3 separate regions of the Mus musculus genome follow, and all the other regions are linked to region 1. The links are chromatin loops, found by intact Hi-C in ENCODE. Cell type or tissue: left cerebral cortex. All regions are shown on one strand.

What was found. A loop is a pair of places that touch in the nucleus more often than their neighbours do. Peaks named below come from ENCODE experiments on the same cell type or tissue, not always from the same donor. Only the 100,000 strongest peaks of a DNase experiment are listed, where the experiment ranks them.
Region 2: a loop joins it to region 1, with 11 times the contacts of the local background. A loop is called at or near these places in 15 of 42 quality-filtered maps.
Region 3: a loop joins it to region 1, with 6 times the contacts of the local background. A loop is called at or near these places in 2 of 42 quality-filtered maps.

What each region holds. Positions count from the first base shown.
Region 1 is chr7:117,376,032-117,384,031 of GRCm38, forward strand. It overlaps Xylt1 (xylosyltransferase 1), which reads left to right and starts at 4,948. Exons shown (of 12, transcript NM_175645.3): 1 at 4,948-5,489. The coding sequence starts at 5,148. In left cerebral cortex, a CTCF peak has its summit at 7,669 (motif pointing right); DNase peaks (open chromatin) are centred at 3,068, 4,458, 4,674, 5,027 and 5 more places; H3K4me3 peaks cover 3,715 bases; H3K27ac peaks cover 2,925 bases.
Region 2 is chr7:116,641,109-116,649,108 of GRCm38, forward strand. No RefSeq gene overlaps it. Among named protein-coding and RNA genes, the nearest start is that of Gm46018, 13 kb to the right of the region's middle. In left cerebral cortex, a CTCF peak has its summit at 4,237 (motif pointing right); DNase peaks (open chromatin) are centred at 4,284 and 4,454; H3K4me3 peaks cover 363 bases.
Region 3 is chr7:117,103,933-117,111,932 of GRCm38, forward strand. No RefSeq gene overlaps it. Among named protein-coding and RNA genes, the nearest start is that of Gm39075, 120 kb to the right of the region's middle. In left cerebral cortex, no CTCF peak of the experiment used is centred here; DNase peaks (open chromatin) are centred at 979, 1,801, 2,237, 3,090 and 2 more places; H3K27ac peaks cover 3,195 bases.

The DNA.
Region 1 (8,000 bases):
GCCACTTAACTTCCCTTGGGTGGGATGGGGCATCTACCCACAGCCCTCACTCCGGAGGGGTTTCTATGATCCTGCTGCTCAGAACTCCCCTGGCTCGTGGGCATTTGTTGAAGACAGTCAGGGATCCCGTGGGTGGAGGTATTCCGTACTGAAGTCTCACATCATCAAGCACACGCAGGTGAGCCACCTGCTTCCAGCGTCTGTGCTGATGCAGAAGTGAAACTCAGGAGGAGTTTAAAAAATTCTTTTGAAGAGCAAAGTCGGGTCAATTGGTAGCATTTGGGTAAAAACCAACTATAAAAACAAGAAAGAGACATGTGATAGAGATTAAAACGGAAACCATATACCTCACTAAATTTGACTGTTAGTCTGAAGTTGATTTAAATTCAGAAGGAGGCGTGAGAAGCCCAGGCTCTCCAGAACCCCGAGGCAGGAATATTTGAAAAGGTCTGGAATTTTTTTTTTTAACTTGGTGATCAGGTGGTGGCCCAGCTAACAGTCTTTTTGCCCCCCACTGGCTAATCCCTCTATTTCACAAGAAATAGATGACACACAATGTCACCATTTTCATGTGCCCTGGAAGACTTGAGTCTTTTTTTTTTTTTTTTTTACTTTTCTGCTTTACAATACTGAGGGTCAAAGATGTTGGGCATCCTGCTCACGCATCATGAAATGAAAATGTTGCTGGGTATGGGTTTTGAACCTGGGTCTGTACCAGGCCCCAAACGGTGCCGCTTCTTTCTGGAAGAATGCCCCTGGCTCATTTCACCTGGCCCCAATCCTGCAATTGATGGATGTTCATTCCACATCCAGAGCTCACCCAAGGCCTTGCACTATACCAAATAGCAGAGAGAGCAGGCATAAAGAAGTGAGGCAAAAGAGACACTGGAACACCACAAGGTCCTGATGTTACACAGCCTCCTCCATGGAGCCTTCCATAGAGGACCTTTCTCCCCTCTGATGCTTTTAGCCACTTAACTTTGATAGAAAGAGGCTTGCTTCAAACTGGTAATTCAGACTAGCTTCAAACTGGTAATTCCCCTGCCTCGATCTTCCAAGTGTGTGTGCCACCAAGGTTGACTTGATCAGTAGGGATGCAAAAAGTTATTTGTATGAGTTAGCTTATTTAATCCTTACATTTAAAAAAAGTGTCAATAAACTCCCATTATTTTAAGCCCCATTTTATGGATGAGGACGTTGAGGCATAGAACTTAACAATAGATATTTTAAAAACTCAGTTAAAATGCAGCAGAGGGGAGATAGACCAGCTGGTAAAGAAGCTGACTCCACAGAAACCACAGAAGATAGCAAGCCCTGGGGTGGGGGTGGGGGGCAGTTGATTCTGGGCAGCATAGCTTTTTTTTTTTTAACTTCCAGGCTGAAAATCAAATAGAAATAAACAGCAAACAAACCAAAAAACCCACCCCTGAGGTTCCCTTTTGGCTTTCATGCACACAAACACACACATGCATGTGCACATGCGCTCGTTAAGCCTGGGCAAGCTAGTTCTTATCTATCTCATTCGCTCCGTGCACTGATCCTGGAATTGCTGTCAGTGAAATAAATGTCTTGTCCCTCTGTCCTGTTGGACAGTTCTTTGAGGGTGAAGACTATCCCAACCATTTCCTTTGCAATTGCTAGCTCAGGACTGGTCACACCCAATAACTCACAATGCCCAGTGACAGATTCAGCCTTCCCATCCTTGAAGGGATGGAGAAACAAGATTTGGCATTCGGGGTGGTGGTTGAGAGTCCCACAAATCAGGCGAAACTTCCCTAGAGCTCTGTCTCCTGGGGCCCATAGCACGGGAGCTGGGGAACCACATTTAAAAAGAAAGGTTCCTTGGGGAATCTTCATCATCTCCAGATTCCACTTGCCCAGCAGGACGCCTATGTGTAATAGGGTTCCATGCATCTTTGTGGAGTGAAAAACTGAGCTTCGAAAATCCTGAGGACTCAGAATACAGTGGTTAGAGGCACTGCCGAGTCTCAAGCAGGGCCCTGGCCTCTTTCTTATCCATCAAGGCCACCTGCCTCTCTATGCACAACTGCAAATGAAAACTCCTGTCCCTCTTAATGCAAAAGGGCTATTTCTGTTTGGTAGTTCAGCAAATTTAGGGTACCCACACTCTGGATGTCCCAGCCATACTGAGATGGGGCATTTTAGATACTCTAATTTACCCCAGCTCCCAGCTATCTGTTCCATCTTTACCTCTCTAAAATGTTTGAAGGGCTACTCATCTTGGAGCCAGAAGAAGAGAATCCCAGATGCCACCTCAGGTAAATTTTCCTCCAAAACCCATCAAATGAGCTGTTTATGGCATCTCTAACCTGCCCAGGGCGACTGGACCTCTTTCTTGAGTGGCTTTTTATGTATGAGTCAAGATAAACAACTCTGCTTCTCCAGGGATTTGGGCCCAGGATCTTTAACCTCAGTACTGAAGCACTAGGGCCCTGAGGGAGCTGAATCACAGCCTGGCCCCTGGAGGACTGCTGTTAGCTGTGTCATGTGGAGGAAGCACAGGTCATTGTTACTTTACAGACAAAGTGCAGAAGCGCTCTTGAGACAAAGGTGGGCTGGGGGCTGGAATATTCCACACAGCCAGGGCAGGACTTGGAGGCTATGTTTACATGACCTCTTGCTACTCATTTAGCACTAAGAACCCTGAAGTTCTTGGGGCGGGGCGGGGTGGGGGAAGATGACTTGACCATGGTCGGGGAAGCTCAATGGAGACTTCAGGGACAGCCGAGGGAAGCCATTCTTCTACTCCCACATGGCTCTATGGAACATTTGAATGGCTACAGAGATAACAGATTTACCCCAAGGCCAGAGGTGTATCTAGGAACCCTGGTTAGATTCATTTCCTTGATCTGACTTCCTGAGCTTTGTGACTGGTTTAGGGGTAACTTAGGACCTAAAAATTACTCTGTAAGAAAACGCTCTCTGCATCTTCTAAAAGAATCCTGGACTGCAGATGAATAAGTTACAGCTAGTCTAAGTCACAGAATCTAGGACTCTTGTGATGTTCCAGTGTGAACAGACACTGTGGGAGAAAGAGAGGAGAAAGGAAGAGAAAATTCTGTAGTGGTTGTTCTAGGTTGCTGGATCAAGCCATGCCTGGAGTTAGTGCTCTGCAATAACTAGTTCTACAATCCAGTAAGGCTTATTTTTAGATTGTTAAACCAGGTGTTTTATTACACAAACTATAAATATTCCCAACTGATATGCAGATAAGAGGAGACTGGTGAACCAGGGAGCTGCCTCTCCTCTACAGTCTCACTGTTGATGAAGTGGGAATGCCTCTGTCCCTGGCTGCAGAGCTAGAGGGGGCCCTGGAGCAGATTGTAGACTGTCAGGGTAGCAGGTTGGCTGAGGACACAGCTATCCCAGTAGCACTCTCATGAACCCACGGCTCCTTTGCAAATCTCTCTAGGGACGATGGTCATGTTTTCTTCTGAGATTCCATACCTACCTACACCTGACTCTCTGGCCTTCTAGCTGACTGTAGATCAGAGGCACCCTTTGTCACCTTGGGATGCTTGTACCTGATCCCACATCTGGCACACATCAGTGCTCTAATATGCTGGTGCAGTGGATGGAAGGGTCCACTTCTCGCCACTGTTGGCCTTGCTCTCTGATAGATTCTGTACATATCCACTCGCTTCCCTTTACAAACCAGGGTGATGTTTAAAAGGGCAGGAGACAAAAGACCAAGAATTCGCTGTAAGTCCCCAGCTCACTGACATAGGTAGACATCAGTCCCATTCACATGCAGACATTAATAGATGCTATGTATCAAAAGGGGAAGTCTATAAGACTGAGTCAGAGAGAGCTGGATGAAGTTTGAGTTCAGAGAGATTATTCCTTCCAAACTCTCACTGACAGAGCTCAGAACAAGGTCAAGGGGGACAGTCTTGGTGGCTCAAGGTCACCAGTCAGTCCAGGAAAATGCTTCTCCTTATAAAGCAAGGCTGGGCTGACCCAGCTCTGAATCTAGTGCACACAGCAAGTCAGACATCAGGAGGGCGGATGGTAAGAAGGGCGTTAAGGGAGGGAGGCTCTGTGGCTGGGAGGGAGACTTCAGCTTGTGGCCAGGGAGGGTTGGAAAACTTCTTTAGCCACCAAAGCATTCACTTGCCAACTGGATTTGGAGGATGTTGGATTGTGAGTCTTTGGGGACCAGAGAAGTGAGTCAATGAGCCCTGAATCTTTGGTTGGCCCTGGAAGGGGGGGGGGGTGACTCAGAAGTCGCAGTGCTTGTGCTGATTAACCTCGGCGAGTCATTGAGAACCTCCTCCCCATCGTTTCAGTCAGTGATCCAGGAATCCCAGGCTGCACAAGAGCCAGGACCTGTGACACTCCTACGTTTTCTCCCATCTCCACCTGCCAAGGTTTTCTCTCTGTGCAGCCAAAGATGCCGGGACGGAAAACTCCGCGCCTCCTGCAACTCCGCCTCCAGTTTTCTGCCACATGGAACACAGACTCTCAGGACCCTTCTTTCCCTTTTCCTGACCTCTGCAAGCTGAGCTGCCCTGTTGACTCTTCTATCCTCCACTTTCCGTCTCTCTACCCCTTGCACCGGCCTTTTCGCACCCGTACCTTGTTCCCACGCCTGTTCTGGGGGGTGTCTGTCTGCTTCCTTCGCCTCCACCCCCTCCCTCACCTTCTCCTCCCCACGCTGCCCTCGGCTCCTCCTCCAGGCCCCGCCCTCTGCTCAGGGCCCGCGTCCCTAGTGGCCCCTTCCCCAGCCCTGGTACCCCTAACGCCCGCCCTAGAACCCTGGGGGTTGGGTTGGGGACCCTGACCCAGGGAAAAGGGAATCTCGAGGGGCCAGCTCCCTTCCGAGCCGTGTCCCCGCGCGCGCGCGCCGCGCCCCCTCCGCGGCCTCCCCGCGCCCGCCTCCCGCCTTCCCCTCCTCCTGGTGACGTCCGGGTCCCTGCCCGTCTGAAAACTCCGCGCCGCGGCGGTGGAGGAGGCGGCGGCGGCGGCAGAGGAGGAAAGGGAGGAGGAGGTGGTGGAGGAGAGGAGCAGGAGGAGGAGCAGCGGCGAGCCCGGGCGACGTCGGCGGGGCCCGAGCGCGGAGCCCCCGGGATAGAGCGCGCACCGGGGTGTCCCGGCACCCCGCTCGCCCCGGGCCGCCGCGGAAGATGGTGGCGGCGCCGTGCGCCCGGAGGCTGGCGCGGCGCTCGCACTCGGCGCTGCTGGCGGCGCTCATGGTGCTGCTGCTGCAGACGCTGGTGGTGTGGAATTTCAGCAGCCTGGACTCCGGGGCTGGAGAGCAGCGGCGCGCGGGGGCAGCGGCGGGAGCAGCCGAGCAGCAGCAGCCCGCGGCCCCGCGCCGGGAGCGCAGGGACCTGGCTGCCCATCTGCCCGCAGCCCGCGGAGGACCTGGAGGCCGAGCCGGCGGAGGAGGAGCACGGGGAGGCGGCCCCGGAGGAGCCCGCGCACAGCAGCCTGCCAGCCGCGGGGCACTAGCCTCCCGGGCGAGGGTAAGGTGCCCTTTGGGAAGGGGATCTCGAGCCCCGCGGACAGAGAGACAGATGGGCGACCCTACCCATGCCTCACATTGGTCTTGGCCACACAAGTCCCGATATCCGAAGGGACTCTGCGCCCTGGCTGCCTCTGACTGCCCTGGCTGCCCTGGGCAGCTGCAGGGTCGTGCACTGAGCCGCGCTGCTCTGTGCGGAGTCTGAGGACCGCCCCCTTGGGGTCTGGAAAGTGAGCTCCAGAAGAGACTCGCTTTCTAGGGGGTCCTGTTTCCTATCACTCTTTCTGGGCGTCCTACTTGCTCTCTGGGTGGGGGCGTTGATGCCTCACTCTCCACTCGAGTACGTGCATCGGATCGTGACCGGATCCTCAGCCGCTGCTCAAGGGTAGTTCTCCACGCAGCCTCTTTGGTCTGAGCTGTTTGCTGTGGGCTGAGAATGAGTGTGTTAAGTCCTCCACCATGTCCCTGGTGCCCAAATCAACACTGGGTCTTGCAAGCCTGATCTGACTTTGGGTCCTGTTTTCCCCTCTGGGAATCTACTTCTCTCTCCACCTTCCCCAGTCCCCACCTTCCTCAGTCCCTAACCTTGCCATTTCTTGCCCTCCCTGACTTCACCTCCAGGTATTGCCCCTTAGTTCCAGCTGGCTGTCTCTGACTTGACATGGGTGGTCAGTTGCACTTACTGTCTGTCTGTCTGGCCACGCTATCACCACACCTCCCAGTGTGCTTTGCTCTTCTTGGATGTGAATAGTCAGGTCTCTGAAACTGTCTTCCAGTTCTATTAGTACCATCTGGTTGGCTAGGTGGGGCACCGGCTTGTCTTCCTCTTCTATCCCCAACTTCTTTGGGGTATCTGTTTCACCTTTCTCTGAGCTAGGAGGGCAGGAGATCTGAGTCCGTAACTACTGTACAGGGTCTCTGCTCTGCGTAGGAATGAGTGTCTGTCTGTCTTTGGGCTGGTGTGATATGCCATGTGATTCTCTGTCCATCATCCCAGTTCCCTGCAGAGAACTGCCCAGCATCTGAAGGACGGTAGCTACCGGGGGAGTGTTTCTAGGATCTGTAGGAAGGGAACAGTCCTTGTTATTGCTTGTCACTCCGGCAGCCCTTGCTGAAGACTGCCTAGACACAGCTACACAGCTGTGTCAGAAGTGCTTTCTGATGTGCTTAAGTTCTTCAGGATTGTTTTGACCCTTGTTGCCCGAGCACAGCTCTTTATGTCTGTGAGCTAAAGCAGTCTCAGGACTTGATCTGACAGAGCATTTGGCTGCTCTGTAGCTACCAAGGAGAAGTCTTACCCTCACCTGTAGTGATGCTTGTGCATGAGAACCTGAGCATTCTCAATGTCCCCAAGTCCAAGGGGACCCAGGCACTCACTGCCTTTGAACTCCTGGAGTTGATCATGTGTTCCAACTGGAAAAACAAAAAACAAAAAACAAAAACAAAAACAAAAACAAAAACGCTATTACATGTTCTTCCTAAAATTGGAGACCTACTGGGAGGTGGGAGGGACTAGGCGCACTTAGTGCTGGCCCAGTGTGGAAACAGGCAGGGTGGGGAGGGGACCATGGGAGGGACTCACTGTACCTTTTGCAAAGGGGATTCAGGAGGTACTTTCAGGGTACATAGACCACCTGTTGAGATCAGTGAGAGAATTATAAAGAAAAAAGCAGTTGGTTTCTTTCTTTCCCCACCGATGGTCTGAGCAGTGATGCACAACCCCTCCATGTGTGTTCACCTAGGAGTAATCTCTCATGTCCTAGCCCAGTCACATCAGGTTTGGAATCGGAAGGGCGGGGGTGGGGTGCCACTTCCCCTTTAAACCATGTTTTTAGATCCCCAGTCCTAGCAGCGGAGCTTGTCTGCAATTTTGCTTTTATCTGTGGGTTTAGGTGTATCCTCCCGACAGTGTCCTCCAATGTCTCCATTTTTTTTAGCTTCCAATGTATATGTATATGAATACATTTTGTGCTTTTTTTTTTCTTTCACTTTCCCATTCCTGGTAGCTCTCAACTGTCCGGTCCTGCTGGTCCTGGACTTTTTGTCATATGCACGGCACTCTCCTCTCTTCCTCCTGTCTCACATCCTGCCCCAGGAGCTGCAGTGTGCACAGGATGGCTAGAGCTAGGGGTCTGTTTGTCCTCCTCAAGGTGTGCCCACCCCAAGCCCTGCCCTTTCATGGAGCTCAAGGAGACCAGAAGGGGGCAGGCTGTTCCCAAAGTCCATCAGAGCTGGAGCTTGGGATACAGGCTGAGAGAGCCACAGACTGCTAACAACTTGCCATTCATTTTTGGACCCTGCCTGGGCTGACTGTATGCATGATGCTGCAAAGGGATTCAGGGTGGCATTCAGAACTAACACACTCTCTCTCTTTCTCTCTCTCTCTCTCTCACACACACACACAAACACACACACACACACACACACACACACATTCCCTGATATTTTTCCAGATGGCTTCTGCAAATACTGTGGAATTGTATGCTAGGACAGTGATGTTCGTTTCTGTGCT
Region 2 (8,000 bases), 730 kb before region 1:
GACAGAGAGACACAGATAGACACACACATACACTGACAGAGAGTAAGAGAAAGACACATACACAGAGACACAGAGAGAGACAGACACACACACAGAGAGACAGAGAGACAGAGACAGAGAGACAGAGACAGAGAGACACAGAAAGAGACAGCGACAGTGAGACATAGAGAGACAACAGGCACACAGAGAGACACACAGAGACATGAAGAGAGATAGACAGCAAGGGCAGAGACAGACACACAGAGAGGGTTAGGGGTGGGAAGCAGGGATAATATACTCCAAGGACATCCCCCAGAGACCTATTTCCTTGTACTAGGCTCCACCTCCTAAAGTTTCTAGAAGTTCTTCAAATAGTGCTGCCATCCAGGGAATCTAAGCTATAACATATAACATGTAACACAACAGGGGCATGTTATAGTCAACCCATAACTGCAACTACAGGAAAGTGTCAGCTTAGCAGTGGGTCCGGGCACCTCTCTGCTTCTCAGCCTTGCCACACTGTGTTCTCCTTGCATCTCTGTGACCTGTGGTGGCCTGCAGTTAAAAGTGATGCAGTTTAGTGCTTAGTTGAGAGATCTGCAAATGTCAGAAGGGTGGAAAAGTGACTGTGGGATGTTCAGCCCTAAACAGACACATTTACCTCCCACCCAAGGTTCAGGGACCAGGAAACAAGGGTGGAAGGATTGTAAGAGCCAAGTATTGGGAGGACATTTCATCTTCTGGATTTGACAGGACCACTGCACTCCTGAGCTCACAGTGGCTGTGGCACCTGCGCAAGACCTGGCCAATCAACATCCCAGGATTAGTGGGCGAGGGAGTCAGGAGTCCTGTCCCTAGTTGGTGCCTACTAGGGGAGGGACAGTCAATTTTCTTCAGGGATACGGTCCCTAGCAGATTGACCATGCTCCAGAGGATGGCTCTACGCTCATATTTTCCTCGAAGCAGCCAGGAAGCAGAGACAGAGACAGGCAAAGTATGGCCTTCAAGGGCTCACCCCCCAACTGATTTATTTCCCATAAGTATATTCCATGCCCTAAAGCTCCTATTTCCTCCCGTTACATAGCCCATTAAACTGGTAATCCATCAGTGGGAGCAGCCCACTCATGAGGTAGGTCAGAGCTTGCCTGCTCCAATCATCTTTGAACATAGCTCTGCAGGGACAAACTCTTCCATGGACACACTAGCTTTTGTGGGATATTTCATATCAAAACCATGAGGTGTGGGTGTGTGTACCTACAGGCTCACAACAGAAGCTTGCCTACCCTGTAAGCTCATTTGTTAATGGCAATGTGGTTAGACGAGGTCATTAGGGTGGGCCCTCATGATGAGATAAGGGGCTTTATGGGAAGACAAAGAGAAACTTGAGCTAGACACGTCTCACCCCAAGACACCCTTGTCTGCTGTGAGCAGCAGGAGTTGCTAAGCAGGTGCTGGTACCATGCTCCTGGGTCTCTGAGCCTCAGAGTTGTGAGCCGAATGGCCTACATTCTTTATAAGTTACCCAGGCATAGGTATTTTGTTATAGCAATGGAACATGAATGAACACACTTAGTATATAGCCACAAACCACACAGATGATATTGATTGCAGCTCTTGGTAACATTGTCCAACACCACAAAACCTTTCAAACCCCAGAGGTAAAGAGGTTTGGGAGGGAGCACTGGATCTGGATAATACTATTTCTTTCATTTTGGTAAGAGAAAACGGACAATAGACCCGAGACATTGGTTACATCTCATTGTAGAAGATGGCAGTTGCTTCAACTTGGGGCACACTGTGGGGGTGGCTGTAGCAAGGCTTGGTCTCATAACGGTGGTGGCATTTGTGCAAGGACTTGAAGGAGATGAGCCTCACACACATCTGAGGGAATGATCGTCCAGGCAGATGTAACGGGCAGTGCAAAGGTCCTGAGAACAGATAATGATAGAAAGGAAAGCAGGCTGCATGCTGAACAGTAGGAGACAGGGGTCCACCCCAATACTGTCAGCACAGGGCACACATTCAGGGAAAAGATTAAGAAATCAATTTTGCACAAATGAGTAGCTCAGTACTCCTGCTAGGGCTTGGACTCCAGGCTTCCTAAACTTACTTACTGTCTTCAGAGGAACATAAAAAAAAGGTTGCACATGTATGTGTCTACATATGTATAAATGTGTGTGTATGTGTGTAAATGCATGTATGTATTTGTGTAGGTGTATGCATGCATGTGCACATACCTGAGTGTGTGTGTATGTTTCAGTATTTGTACATTTGTATATATGTGCATGCATGGGAGCATATGTATTTGAATGTATTTAGGTTTTATGTATAATATATGTGTTCATATGCATATATATACACATGTGTTTACATATACGTGCATGCATGTATTTACGTGCATGTGTGTGCATGTGCGTGTATGTGTGTGTGTATTCTTGTGTAACTGTTGAGACTGAGAAATACTGAAATCTGCCCCCGGCAGGACAGAGACCTGGGAAAGCTGAGGTCCTGAGGCAGAAGAAGCTTTGGTATCTAAGGGCTGGAGAAGGCAGCAAATCTCCCCTCCCCTGCTTTGACTCTCTTCCTACAGTTGCTGAAGGGAGGCCTCCCAGCCACACTGAGCGGCTGTGCTTCTTAGGTCTGTTCATTGATTGGAAGGTGTATGTCACCCAGAAATAACAGGACGCAGTGTTTTCTCCAGTTAGTTGGGCATGCCTTTGCCCAGTCAAGTTAACTTGTAAAAAGATCCACCATTGTGGGGAGATGGCTCATTTGGTAAAGTGTTTGTCATGAAAACCGGAGGACCTGATTTGATCTCCAGAACCCACGTACAATGCTACGGAAAATGTTTGGTGGTGCACGCGCTTGTAATCCCAGCACTGGGGAGGCAGAAACAGGCAGATTCCCGGGGTTCTCTGGCCAGCCTGATTAGCCTACTAGATGAGTCAATGAGGGACCCTGTTTCTGAAAACAAACTGGACTGTGTCCTGAGGAACGACACTGAAGCTGACCTCTGACCTCCACGTGCACAAACATGCATGTGTACCCGCACATACATATACACCTGTGAACATGCATACGTGTACACACAAAAGAGAAGAATGTTACCCATAAAGGTCCCCCATTTTTATCACACCCATTGTCCAGTCACTCAAATATGTGACAATCAGCTGGCCAGGTAACAAGAGGGACTGTCCTGGATAGTTTTTGTCAAATTGGCACAAGTTAGAGTCATCTGGGAAGAGGGAACCTCTACTGAGAAGATGTCTCTTATCAGATAGGTAAGTCTGTGGGACATTTTCTTGATTGATGATTGACATGGGAAGGCCCAGCCCACTGTAGGCGTTGCCACCCTAGGCAGGTGCTCCTGGGTTGTAAAAGAAAGCAGGCTGAGCAAGCCAGGAGGAGCAAGCCTGTAAGCAGCCTTCTGCCATGGTCTCTGCTTTAGCGCCTGTCTCCAGGTTCCTGCTTGAGTCCCTTGGAAGACTTCCCTCATGATGGATTGTGATGAGGACCACAAGCCAAGTAAGACCTTTCCTTCCCATGATGCTTTTGGTCATGGCAGTTTATCACAGAGCTAGGCAACAGTAGGGCAGGGGCACACGGCTGGAGAGCTTTTGGAGAGACCTCTGCTGTATGTGGAATGGTTTGCTGGTTGCATAGGCATTTCAGTGTCACATGTGGCTGTCACTTTTTGTCACAAGCAGAAGCAGAGTTTTGTTTCTGACATCCTTGTGAAGAGTCAGAGAGAGCATGGTATGGCTTCTGAGGCTTTAGTTCAAATCCAGCCTCTATTGACTTCATCACTTCTGAGAATCAGTGTGACCTCTTGGAACCTCAATGCTTTGATCTGCAAAGTGAAGATGGCTGTGATGGCTGTCTCAGGAGGGATGAATGGACGTGTGTGTGTGTGTGTGTGTGTGTGTTAGTGTGTTATAGCATGATGCCAGTCCAGAGGGGGCACTGGGATGCTATGACCTTCTGTCATAAAGACCTGTGGTGGCTGTGGAGAGTGGTTTACCAGCTGAGCCTGGCTTTCCAGCCTCATGTTCTAAAAGGACCATGCATGCTTGTTATAGTTCATGCTCCTTGGTGCTTGGGTATCAGGGCCACCCCAATTTCCCTCTCTTTACAGATGCCTCCTGTTATTGTTCTAGCTTATAGGACGCTCTGTCTGGTCCAGACTCAGACTGCACTCAGATAAACAAGAGGGTGGGGTCCATGAACACTTGTGGAATGGGATAAGACTCACCAGAAGGTGGCGCTATTGAGCCATCACTGTCAATACACTTGTTTCTGTTTTCATTTTGTTTGATGAGACATGTGTAATTTACAAACAGTCCCCGAAGGAATAGAACTGTGGCTTGTGCCTCACAGATCTAAACAAAAGAAGGGTGATTTTTCGTGCCTCTGATAGCTCCACCACATCATCTCAGCCTAGGGGAAAGAACGGAGGATGGCTCACCTGGAGCCAGCTCCCACCCCACGCAGTCAGCGTGGTTCTTATTGTAGGTGGTGGTTATTCCCATGTAGCTTCCGCCTCCTTCTGGATAGTGTTTTACGTATTGGATTAGAATAGAAAACATTTAGAACAACTGTCACTGGGAAGCCTACACTTTGGTGTGAGTGGAGTTTACCTCTCAGGATGTGCAATCCCGACAACTCCTTTGAATTTGACAACCTAAGCTTTAGCGTGTCCCTCTTCATTCCCATATCAACACCAAGGAAATCGATACACCTATTATGGACCAGAGTTCATTTTCTCCACTGCTTTCTAGAAATGTGTCCTGTTAGCTTTGTCAACTTGACATAGCCTCTCCTGAGGAATTATCTAGCATGTCTGTGAGGAACTGTCTTAACTATTAATTAATTTACGAGGGTCCAGCACACTGTGAGCAGCACCATCCCTAGGCAGACTGTCCATCCTGGATTATTTAAACAAAGCAAACTTAGTATGAGTCCAGGGATCCAGCACCTGCCTTTCCTCCCTGGGTTCTGCTTTAAGCTTCTGTTAGAAGTTTCTGCCCTGGCTTCCCTTAATAATGGACTGTGACCTAGAAGTATAAGCTGAACAAACCCCTTCTTTCCCTAAGTCACTTCTGGTCAGAGTGTTTCAACAAAGTAATAGAAAGGAAACTAGAAGAAGTTGCTTTTTAAAAAATTGTCTAAATTGAATTTCACACATATACATAATGCATTCGGCGTACTCTCACCTCAACCCCTCTTAACTCCCTCCTACCCCTGTCAATACCCCCTTTCTACAACTCCCCTTTCCTTGTTCATGTTCTCCCCACTCCCACTGGGATAGTTAGCTTCAGCTGTCAACTGACACAGCCTAGACTCAGCAGGGAGGAGTGTGGGAGGATTATGAGGGACTGTCTGCATTGGTTTGACCTTTGGGGGCCATGTCCGTAGGATTCTATCAATTAAGTTAACTGATGTAGGAAGACCCAGCCCAGTGTGGTCCTTGTTTCCTTCCCTCCCTCCCTTCCTCCCTCTCTCCCATCTTCCCTACCCCTCCTTCTCTCCCTCCCTCCCTTCCTCTTTCCCTCTCTCCTCCCCGCTTCACTAGGTATGAAATCCTGAACTGTATAAGAGTAAGAAACAGAACCAAACACAAGCGAGCAAGTTGGTATTTATTTTTCTCTGCTCTCGATGGATGTCACATGACCCGCTACGAGCTCCTGTAGAGAGATCCTTGAGAGGCCTGTTGGGAGCCAACCTTGACGTCGAGTTGGTTTTGAAAAACAGCGTTATTGGCATGGTTGACTTGAAGAACCAAATGTTGTAATTGATTATGCACTAAGTTGGTTGCATGTTGCATTAAATCCCCAGGCAGACCAATAGAAGTTGCTGCCAAGATTGAAAGGATGATCAATTGCAACCATAAATTTTTTAACACTTAAAACTTATTTACTTATTTAAAAATTGACTAGTTTTAGGATTTATTCATCTGTACCTTCACCCATCCATATGTATATCTGTATAACAGTTTTGTGTCACTATTTGTTTTAAAAGTAGATATTTGCCTGTGACTCAAGCTTTAAAAGGTGCAGTTTTGTGCAATATTGGGTAGTTTTCACTTCCACTCCTGCCCCAGTGTCTTAGTCAGGGTTTCTATTCCTGCACAAACATCATGACCAAGAAGTAAGTTGGGGAGGAAAGGGTTTATTTGGCTTACACTTCCATACTGCTGGAAGGAAGTCAGGACTGGAACTCAAGCAGGTCAGAAAGCAGGAGCTGATGCAGAGGCCATGGAGGGATGTTCTTTACTGGCTTGCTTCTCCTGGCTTGCTCAGCCTGCTCTCTTATAGAACCTAAGACTACCAGCCCAGAGATGGTCCCACCCACAAGGGGCCTTTCCTCCTTGATCACTTATTGAGAAAATACTCCACAGTTGGATCTCATGGAGGCACTTCCCCAACTGAAGCTCCTTTCTCTGTGATAACCCCAGCCTGTGTCAAGTTGACACATAAAACCAGCCAGTATACCCAGGGACTCTGTTTTCTCTCAAGAATGGCAGCCACGATCCAGGCTTCCATCTGACCTGTGGTTCCTTTATGCTTTTATGCTTTATGCTTTTTTTAAAAATCATTTCTCTGCCCTTTGCCAAGATCAAGTATAGAAATGTTACGTACTTGTAAATACATATCATCCATCTATCCATCTGTCTATCCATGTATACACTCAATGACAGACACATCAATACACATATCTACCACTGCTTTCATAATCCATGTATCCTATTTACTCACCTACCCACTCATCCATCCACTCAACCACACTTATCCATCCATCCATCCATCCATCCATCCATCCATCCATCCATGCATTCACCCACCCACCCAGCCATTCACCCACTCATTAACCCACCCACTCATCCATCGACTCATCCCCACACACATTCATGCATCTTATTCATTTATTCACACTCCCCACATCCATCTGTCTGTCCATCCATCCATCCATCCCCCACAAATGTACATTTACCCATTCATACTTCCTTATACCTATCTCTATTTTTTCAAGACTCTTTAATCTGATTTTACACAATAGAATAACTTTGTTCCACTGAGTCCCTTAGGAGAGAAACTTGAAACCATGTTCTTTCAGGTTGAGACATTTAAATAAAAATGTATGTAGTCGTTGATATTTCAATCTGATCCAGAATATGGGCTCATGTTGGAGTCCAAAGAAGAGGAAGACTCATGGAAAATGAGCAAAGAGAGATCTAAAGTGAGACTGACCATGTGGTTCCAAAGGAAGGAAAGGTAGAGTTGAGCATCCTTGGGTCCATATCCTCCCCTTCTCCCACGAGAAGTTGAATGTTGAGGCTCTTTAAATACCTGGAGTCTCAGCTGTCTATGAGCAAAATGGAGATAACTGCATCTTCCTTTGAGAGTTAAAGGCTAGCATGATGCCTAGCTGCAGAAAGCGATCCTATCACGATGACGATGTTAACCTTATTAAGTATGTATGATTCTTTGTTGTATTTGTAAGTAACTGAAATCTTTAGGTTAATGTCAAGATGCAGTGTATCACAGAGCCAGGGGCTTGAAGACAAAGATATGAGCCTTGGCAGGGACTTGGAGGAAGCAGTGTAAGGCTAGCAGGGGAAATCTTGCAACAGGAAAGTGGAAGCTTTAACCTTAGGGGATCAGTAGCCTGTCATGGTCTTGTCTCTGACAGCATCCTCATAGCATCCTGGGAGAAATCTTCCATCCCACTGCCCCTGTGAAGGCTATTTACATCTCTGTCCTGGATTATGGTGTCCAGGTGTGTGGCTTAGCCCTCAACTTACTGCTCTCCATTGAATCTTTCTAAAATGCTTGCTTAAAGCTCCCCATGCAGCACACATTGATCTTGATTCTTCTTTTTTAAATGAGGATACTATTGGGCATTTCAGCTAAGGTCATCCCTATTGAGTCCTGGGAGCCTCTCATATCTAAGGTCTCTGGGACTTTCTAGAGTGTCCCCCTGCCCCCACCACCCACAGCTGCATATTTCCATTCATTCTCCCA
Region 3 (8,000 bases), 270 kb before region 1:
CCCTCTCCTTATCCCTCTCCCTCTCCCCCACACCCCTCTGCCATTCAGGTTGCCTTCAGCTTCAGCAACCCTCCTGTCTTCCTGAATGTTAAGATTGCAGGCATGAGTCACCATGGCAGGCCATCAGGGTTGGATTTCTAAGAACACAGTGTGAACATGTTCCTCCAGTGGACACACAGCTTATTCTAAAGCAGTCTTCTTAGGAGGAATACATGTCACTCAGAGGGCTAGATGACTGTTGTAGTCCCTTACAACACAGAGGTTTGCGTTTGAATACACTGCTGTTTGTCCTAATACCTCAAGTGGTTCCGGCTTCTCTAGAGGATTCCAGGCTTGCAAAGTAAAACCAGTGGGGGAAAAAAAGTTCTCCCCAACATAACATTTCTGTTACGAACCTCCTGCAAGGTCACGTGAAATGAGTTGGCTGCTAGTAGACTCTTCAAGTCCCTGGCTAAGGGAATAAGCCCCAAGAGATATTATTGGCCAAACCCTGAAAGATTCTAGGATTGTTCTGTATATTGACCAAGATTGTTAGTGCTGAGATTCAATATGGCTGCCCTTGAGGACTGCCATAGGACAGCAAGAATGGAAAAACCCACACAGCCTTAAAATGCATTATTGATGTCTGACTTTATGAGGAACTAGGAAATTTTGAGGAATTCTTTTTAGTGATAAAAAAGGAAAAACCCTTCGCTTTAAACAAACAAACAAACAAACAAACAAACAAGGATTCTAGTTTCCTTTCCAGTTGCTTTGAAAAATCACTCTAACAATAACAACAAAAGCAACTTAGAAAAAGGAGTTTGTTTTCATTTTAGCTCACAGTTCCAAGTTCCAGTTCATCACTGTCAGGAAGCCAGGATGGGATCCGGAAGCAGCCAGTAATAAATACCCTCATTCATCCACTTACCAGTTTTACATCCGTTTTGATTGAGGCGGGGCCTTGACGCAGTGCCAAGGCTGGCTTTGAACTAAGGATCCTCCTGCCTCAGCCCCTGGAATTCTAGGGTTTTAGGTTTGCATGATTACACCCCAGACCCCTAGTTGCCTTTTGGTTTTTTGTTGTCATTTGTGGGACAAATGTTCACTGTGGAGACCTGGCTGGCTTGGAACTTGATACGTAGACCAGGCTGGCCTCAGTACAAAAGGTGGGCCCATACTCAAAAGAATAAAATGCATGTATGCTTACTGCTCAGCTACTGTTCTTCACTTTATGAAATTCTGACCAGCATATGAAACAATTCCATCCACTTTTAAGGTGGGCCTTTCCACCACAACTAACCCAGTTGATAAAAATCTCTCACAGAAATATCCTCAGGCTAACTGAATCTAGACAATCCCTCACTGAGAACCTTGTCACAGATGATTCTAGATTGTGTCAAGTTAACAATTAAAACTAACCTTCAGAGAAAGTAGATACAATCAGCACAGTGGTAGGAAGCCAAGCTCACAGAAGTCCGTGAGCTTTAACACTTCAAATGACAGCAGGACTCCTGTGAACTTGGTGGTTGGTTGCCACCCGCTTGTTCTCTGGACCCTACTATTGGCAGTGATGCAGAGCAGACAAGAGGATCATCTAGTTTATCTAATAAATCAAAGCCTGAGTTGAAATTTGGGAAGCTGAGGGTGGGAAGCTTGGGTTGTGTCCTTTGGGTGGGAAGCATCCTTGCCAAAGCCAGTTTTGATTGCTGCTTCTTTTCATGGGAGGTGGTTCCCTCTGGGAACTCCCTCTGACTGCCTAAATTCCTCACTATGGCAAAGAAAATATATCTGGGTTTTGGAGTTGGGCTCATTCGAAAGCTCTGTGCATATCCCCCACACTAGCACTTCAAATGCCTACCCAAAGGAAAACCATGCTTGTGAGACTCTTTGCACCCTGGGGATCTGTGGGTATAAAGAGGATGAATCAGGAAAGGGGCTGTAGATTCAAGTCTTTTTTTTTTTTTTAATGAAGGATATACTCTGTCCCCACCGTGAATAGTAGGACATGATGAATAATTCAGTGGCGTTCTCTCTTTCTTGCATCAGGCAGCTCACAGTAAAGGACAATTTCACTATTCCTCCACATCAATAATGTTACCTCCGTCCTTTGGACGCCAGAGCTATAGCACAGTTCTTACGTTAGAAAAGACTGTAAAAGCTATTTAATCCCACCCATTATCAGAGACACAGAGAGAAATTGAGGCAAGGTGGTTAGGTAGTTTGCTTTATCTACAAAGGAGGTTGAAGGCAGAACACAGCTAGGACCCTGGAGTCTCAACCCCTAGCTGTCTCTGCTTGTTTGTCATAGACTTCTCAAGTTTCTCTGTATATAACAGATGTGATTCAAAAGGATCATCAGGTCCACACCACTGTATAATATGGGAGGGTGCATGTCCATGTGCATATGTTTGTGTGATTGATTGTATGTGTGTGGAGGTACACTGCTTACATCTGTGTGATTGTGTGATTGTGTGTGTGTGTTGGTACATGTGCATATGCCTGTGCATACATGCAGATGGTAAAGATTGACCTTGGTTATTGTTCCTCAAGAGTTACCTACTTTAAGTTTTGAGCCCCCCACCCTCACCTGGGGCTCACCGACTCAACTATGCTTACTGGCCAGCAGGCCTCAGAATCTGTCTGTCTTCTCATGTGCATGCCCATGGGCGCTGAGGATCAAGCTCTGGTCGTTGCACAACACAGCAGACACATTACAACCGAGCCATCTTCCCAACCCCCTGGTCCACATGATTATAGCGTCTGCCAATGGTAGACAGAAGGCTAAGCCTGTGTTGTTTCTTTCTGGGAACCCTGAAGCCTCAGAGACTCAGCTCTTTACACTTTTCCCTGTGCTGTGACCCTTTCCAGAACTTGATAGCTCCAGAGGAAGAAGCAGTGCGGTCACCCAGCACTTGCAAAATTCTAAGAAAACCCTGACATGTGGATGGCAAGTCCCACGGTGTTCTCTATCTTCTATGTCAGAATCCACAGGATGCCAAAAGACAAATGCATTTTTCTCTTCCAAATTATTCCTCCTACAAATGCTAAGCATCTCCATCTGGGAGGCATTTAACATGTCGAACAGCTATTGCTGGTCTGTAGGAGGACTCGCCAAGTATCAACTGTTTCCCTGAAATAGCTCCCCTTATTGCTGCAGGAGCCGCCAAGACTCAGCCCAGGCAGGAAGAGGAAAAGAGTATGCAGTGAGGTCTAAAAGTTAGAGGGGAGCGAGTGCAATGGGGCGTTGGTTGGCTTCACACCCCAGCTCTTCTCCCAAAGATGTGTCTCGAGGAAGGCACGTACAGAGGCAATGTGCATGCAGATGGCTGTCACCTGTTTCATCTCACAGATGAAGTTCATCCAGATAGGAACAAGAAAACACACATTTTCTGCTGGACTAATTTAGAACACAAGTCCCATAAAAGATGGCAGTGGTGGAATATGTGAGCTTGGGTAGTACCCAAGACATTGTCTTTACCAGTGTTCTGCTTTCTGACCTGTGCAGTCCAGCCAGTGAAGATGAACAGAGACCCAGGACAGAGACCCATGTTCTCCATCATCACAGATGGTCCCTGGGGATGCTGACTTTTATTTCCATTGCCATGATAAAAATGCCCCAACAAAAGGCAAATTAGGGGAGAAAGGCTTATGCTAACTCATGATTCCAGGTTACAGCCCATTCTAGAAGTCAAGGTGGCAGGAACTTAGAACTGCTAGTCACACCACATCCACAGTCAGAAGTAAAGAGGAACAAACACATTCATGCTGTGAGGTCATAGCTCACTTTCTGAACTCTTACACAGTCTGTGACCCAAACACAGGTGGGCTGGATCTCTCAACATCAGTTAACACAATCAAGGTAATCCCCCACAGACATGGCCACAGGGAGAACTAATTCAGAGCACTCCTCATTGAGATGCTCTTCCCAGTTGATTCTGGATTGTATCAAGTTGACAAAGAAAATTAGCCATCAAATGGAGGTGTGTGACCTCAACTAACCCGAAGTCTAAGTAGGGTGGATTGCTGTAGCAGCTGATGCCATGGGATTTGCAGGAGTTGGAAGAGGTAGAAGTTACTCCTAGGTGTATCGTCAAGTAAGTCACTCATCCTGCTAAGTTAGGATTTGAACACAGGAATATTAGTTGAGAAAACTGTCTCCAGTACAGAGATGAGCTTGACAAAGTTATAAACCTGGCTAGAAGAGAGGCTCATCCTGTCATCATCTCTTCTCTTCAGTCATTGTAAGCGACACACAAGAAAAGAGTGGGTTTGGATGCTCAGAGTCAGGCACTGGACATGCTAAGATGTGTCAGATAGGATGTTGGAGTGCTTTTATGAGGTGGCTGATCAGAAGGGTTAGGTGTAGAATCTGGGATGATAGGACTAATACCTGAAGGACCTTGTGTGACACTGAGGAAGAACAGGGAATGAGCCCTTGACTCAGGCATGAGAGATCAGGGATGATATTGGAGAATGGAAGAGTTCAGTATTGGTGATGAGGAACGCAGGGGCTTTGAGAGGCTCAGAATGTCCTCAGGCTCTGAGACCAGGCTAGAGGCAATGTCCTATTTGGATGTGGCGACAGAGCAGGGGCTGATGAAGGTGTTGAAGGGTGTTTGGTTAGCCTGGGGAGTCCCCTCTGTTTATGCTCCTGTGTGGAGATGACTCACACCCTGCTGGGGTTCTGCTGACAGCCTGTGGTGGGTGGGAAGGTGTAGCTTGGAAAATGTGCAAAGCTCTTGTCTGCCACTTGTTTGTCAGCGTTAACATCCAAGTTTGTGCTGTTGTTCTGCTTTCCTCAGTGTGTTGGCTTTGGTTGCTGATGCCTTAGTCAAGAGCAAAAAGCTGGCTTATATATGTTAGATGCTCACTGGTAAGGTGTGTGGGTATGAGAGGGACTGAGACAGATAGACAGACAGACAAACAGACAGACAGACAGTGACAGATTCCCTGTGGAGTTTGTGTTAGATTACAGTGGTTGTCTAGGTATATTATCATAACTGATTCTTTACATAAACTAATTCTAGTCTATTGACCTCTTCTTCTGCTTGAATGATAACTAATTGGCTAGAAAGATAACATTTCAAACATTTTTTTTTATGTGTCATGTGAAGTGGAAACTTAAGTTGGTTTTTTTTTTTTTTTTTTTTGTAAAGTCGGTTGGGTGGTGGTTTGCTGAGGCAAACGAGTGAAGGAACATTGAGCTGAAGTGGACACAGGTGAAAGGATGTTCTGCTAAAGCTAAACCTTTCTTCACGAGTCTGCCGCAGCCTTTCACCTGTGTCCACTTCAGCTCAATGTTCCTTCACTCGTTTGCCCCAGCAAAACACCACTGAACCGACTTCACAAAGAGCCCTAAGTTTCCACTTCAATCATGTGTATGTTTGTGAGTGTATACATGCAACAACATGTATGTGGATGTCAGAGGACAATTTGCAGGAGTTGGTTCTCTCCTTCCACCATGTGGAAGATCAACTTCAGGGCATCAGGCTTGGTGGCAAGGGCTCTTACCCTCTGAGCCACCTTGCCAGCCTCAGCAAGATAATCTTTGGAATATTTTTTCTGTGTAAGACATATATTTAATTTGTGCATATGTTTGTGTATGGGTGCTTGTGAAGTACAGGTGCATATGTGTGGGCACTAGAGACTTCAGAGCCCAGACAACAATGTCCATATTGTTCCTCGGGCAATTAGCCATCATTTCTGCTTTGAAACAGGGTTTCTGACTGAACCTGGAGTCTAGGCTGCCTGAACAGCAAACCTTAGGTGCCCATCTGTCTCTTCCATCTTCCAAGCCCTAGGATAACCCACATGTGCTCCCTTGCCTGGTTTCTGATATAGGTTCTGGATCCCAAACTCAAGTCCTCATACTTCTTAGAAAGGACCATACCCACTGAACCATCTCTCCAGTTCCAATTTTCCTATGCAATACACATATTTATGTATGATTGGCATCAGTGAGCAACCTACCAAACACCTATCTCGAGTAGATTTATTAAAAAGAAGAAAACATATTTCAAGTTCCTTTGAATTTTAGGTATTGAATAAAATCTTGTGCATCATTGGGGGATAAATGCTCATTTATATTGTTCTTTCCGTTTTGCATTTTTATGTGGTTGAGTGGTACCATGTTTATTTTATTCTACATATCCATAAAGACCAATTTCACACCCAGTGCATTTTTAATGAATGGTTTGTCAAGCTTTTATTTTCTGAGAAAAGTATGTATGTAGACCAAGCTTGTGTCAAACCCACAGAGAACTGCTTGCCTCTGCCTCTCAAGTACTGGGATTAAAGAAATGTGCCACTAAGCCCAGGCATTTAAAATTTTTTATTTATTTTATTTATATATGAGTCTGTCTGTCTGTGTGAATGTATGCTATATGTATGCAGCATCCTTGAACACCAGAAGAGGGTGTTGAATCCTTTGGAGCTGGTTGTTTTAAATTACCTATCATGGATGCCATTCTGGTCCTCTTAAAGGGCTGAAGGCAGCTCCAGTATATTAAGTTTTAAAAAGTACTATTGAATACAGAAAGGAAAGAACATCCCAAACACCGAAAACCAAATATCACTATACTTAACCCATGCATCTTTCTGTGCATTCCCTATACGATTTAACCTGCATATATATGTTGACAAGTGTCTTTATATCCCTTTACCTATGTGTATAGCTGACCCAGTCTGCCAATCAGTCAACGGGGTCTGCAAGAGAGAGTGGAGAAAAACAGGTCTCTCGTCAGGGTGGAAAAGTACCACCTGTAAGTAAATAGCCCGAGATGGCTGCAGAGATGATAGGGTGTGGTTATATACTGATGTATTTAAATTACCTAAGTCATGTGTGTACATTATGTAAATTATTTTACATAAATATAATTTTAGTAGCCTGATCATACATTTTGGAGGCTCCAGGGGATAACAGGCACTAATATAATTAGATTTAGGTGTGGAATTTCTGCTATTGATTGGAGCAGCAAGGAAGATGTTCCAGTTAAAAGAACTCATGGGCTCAGCACTTTGAGTGCATGCCACGCTGCACAGTCTGGAGAATGGGATCCGATCCTGCAGTCATATAAACAGCTGGGCATCCAGTAGCGATGGTGTTAGAGAATGACACCCAAATGCTCTTCTGAGGGCTCCATTTGAGCACATTAGCATGTCAACACACATATAAGTGTGTATATATTTACACACACACACACACAAAACCACATGTATGGTTCATATGTACATATCACTATCCTCTGGATTTCTGAATCCCATGGTAGTTATGACTATTCCTCAGTTGGTGTTAGTGTGTTTTCTGAGTTTTCCACTCATCTCGTTTCCATGTGAGACTAAGAACTGAAGTGGTTTAGTCCTGACTCCCTGATAGCAAGTCCTCTCTCTGTTTGCCTGTGTAAACTCGCTTTGCTTTATGAGGTGAGTAACACTAAGAACACAAAAAAGCACATGGGGCTGGATATAGGCACGATGAAGACGCAGGCCCGTACCAGTGCTTCAAGTTAGCATTGTCCAAACCTCTGCTTTTCTACTGTCATCTTCAATGTCCAGACCTATTGGAAAGGTGGTGCTTTGTGTGGTCCAGGAGCTCTGCAGGAGTGTTTCTGTTGTCTGATGACTTGCTCCACTGTCAGCTGGCGATAGGCAAGAGCTATTCTTTACAATGTTAGCAAAGGCATCCTCTGTTTTGAAATGTCTATTTGTGTACGAGGGGGTATATGGGGGCGTAGATATATGTAGGTGTGGAATTTATGGGGGAGAGAAGTATTTGTGCAGGGGTATTGTGTAAGGCCAGTGTTTGTGTGGGGGCAGTATTTGTGTGTATGATATTTTGTGTGAGATATTTATGTGAGGGGTATTTTTGTGGGGGTATTTGTGTGAGGAGTGCTTGTGGAGGCAGTATTTATGTACTGGACAGTATTTGTATGGAGGCTTTATAGGGCATTATTGGCTGGTAGGGGCAGTATTAGTATGTGATGTTATTTATGTGTGCAGGTACACACACAGGTGGAGAC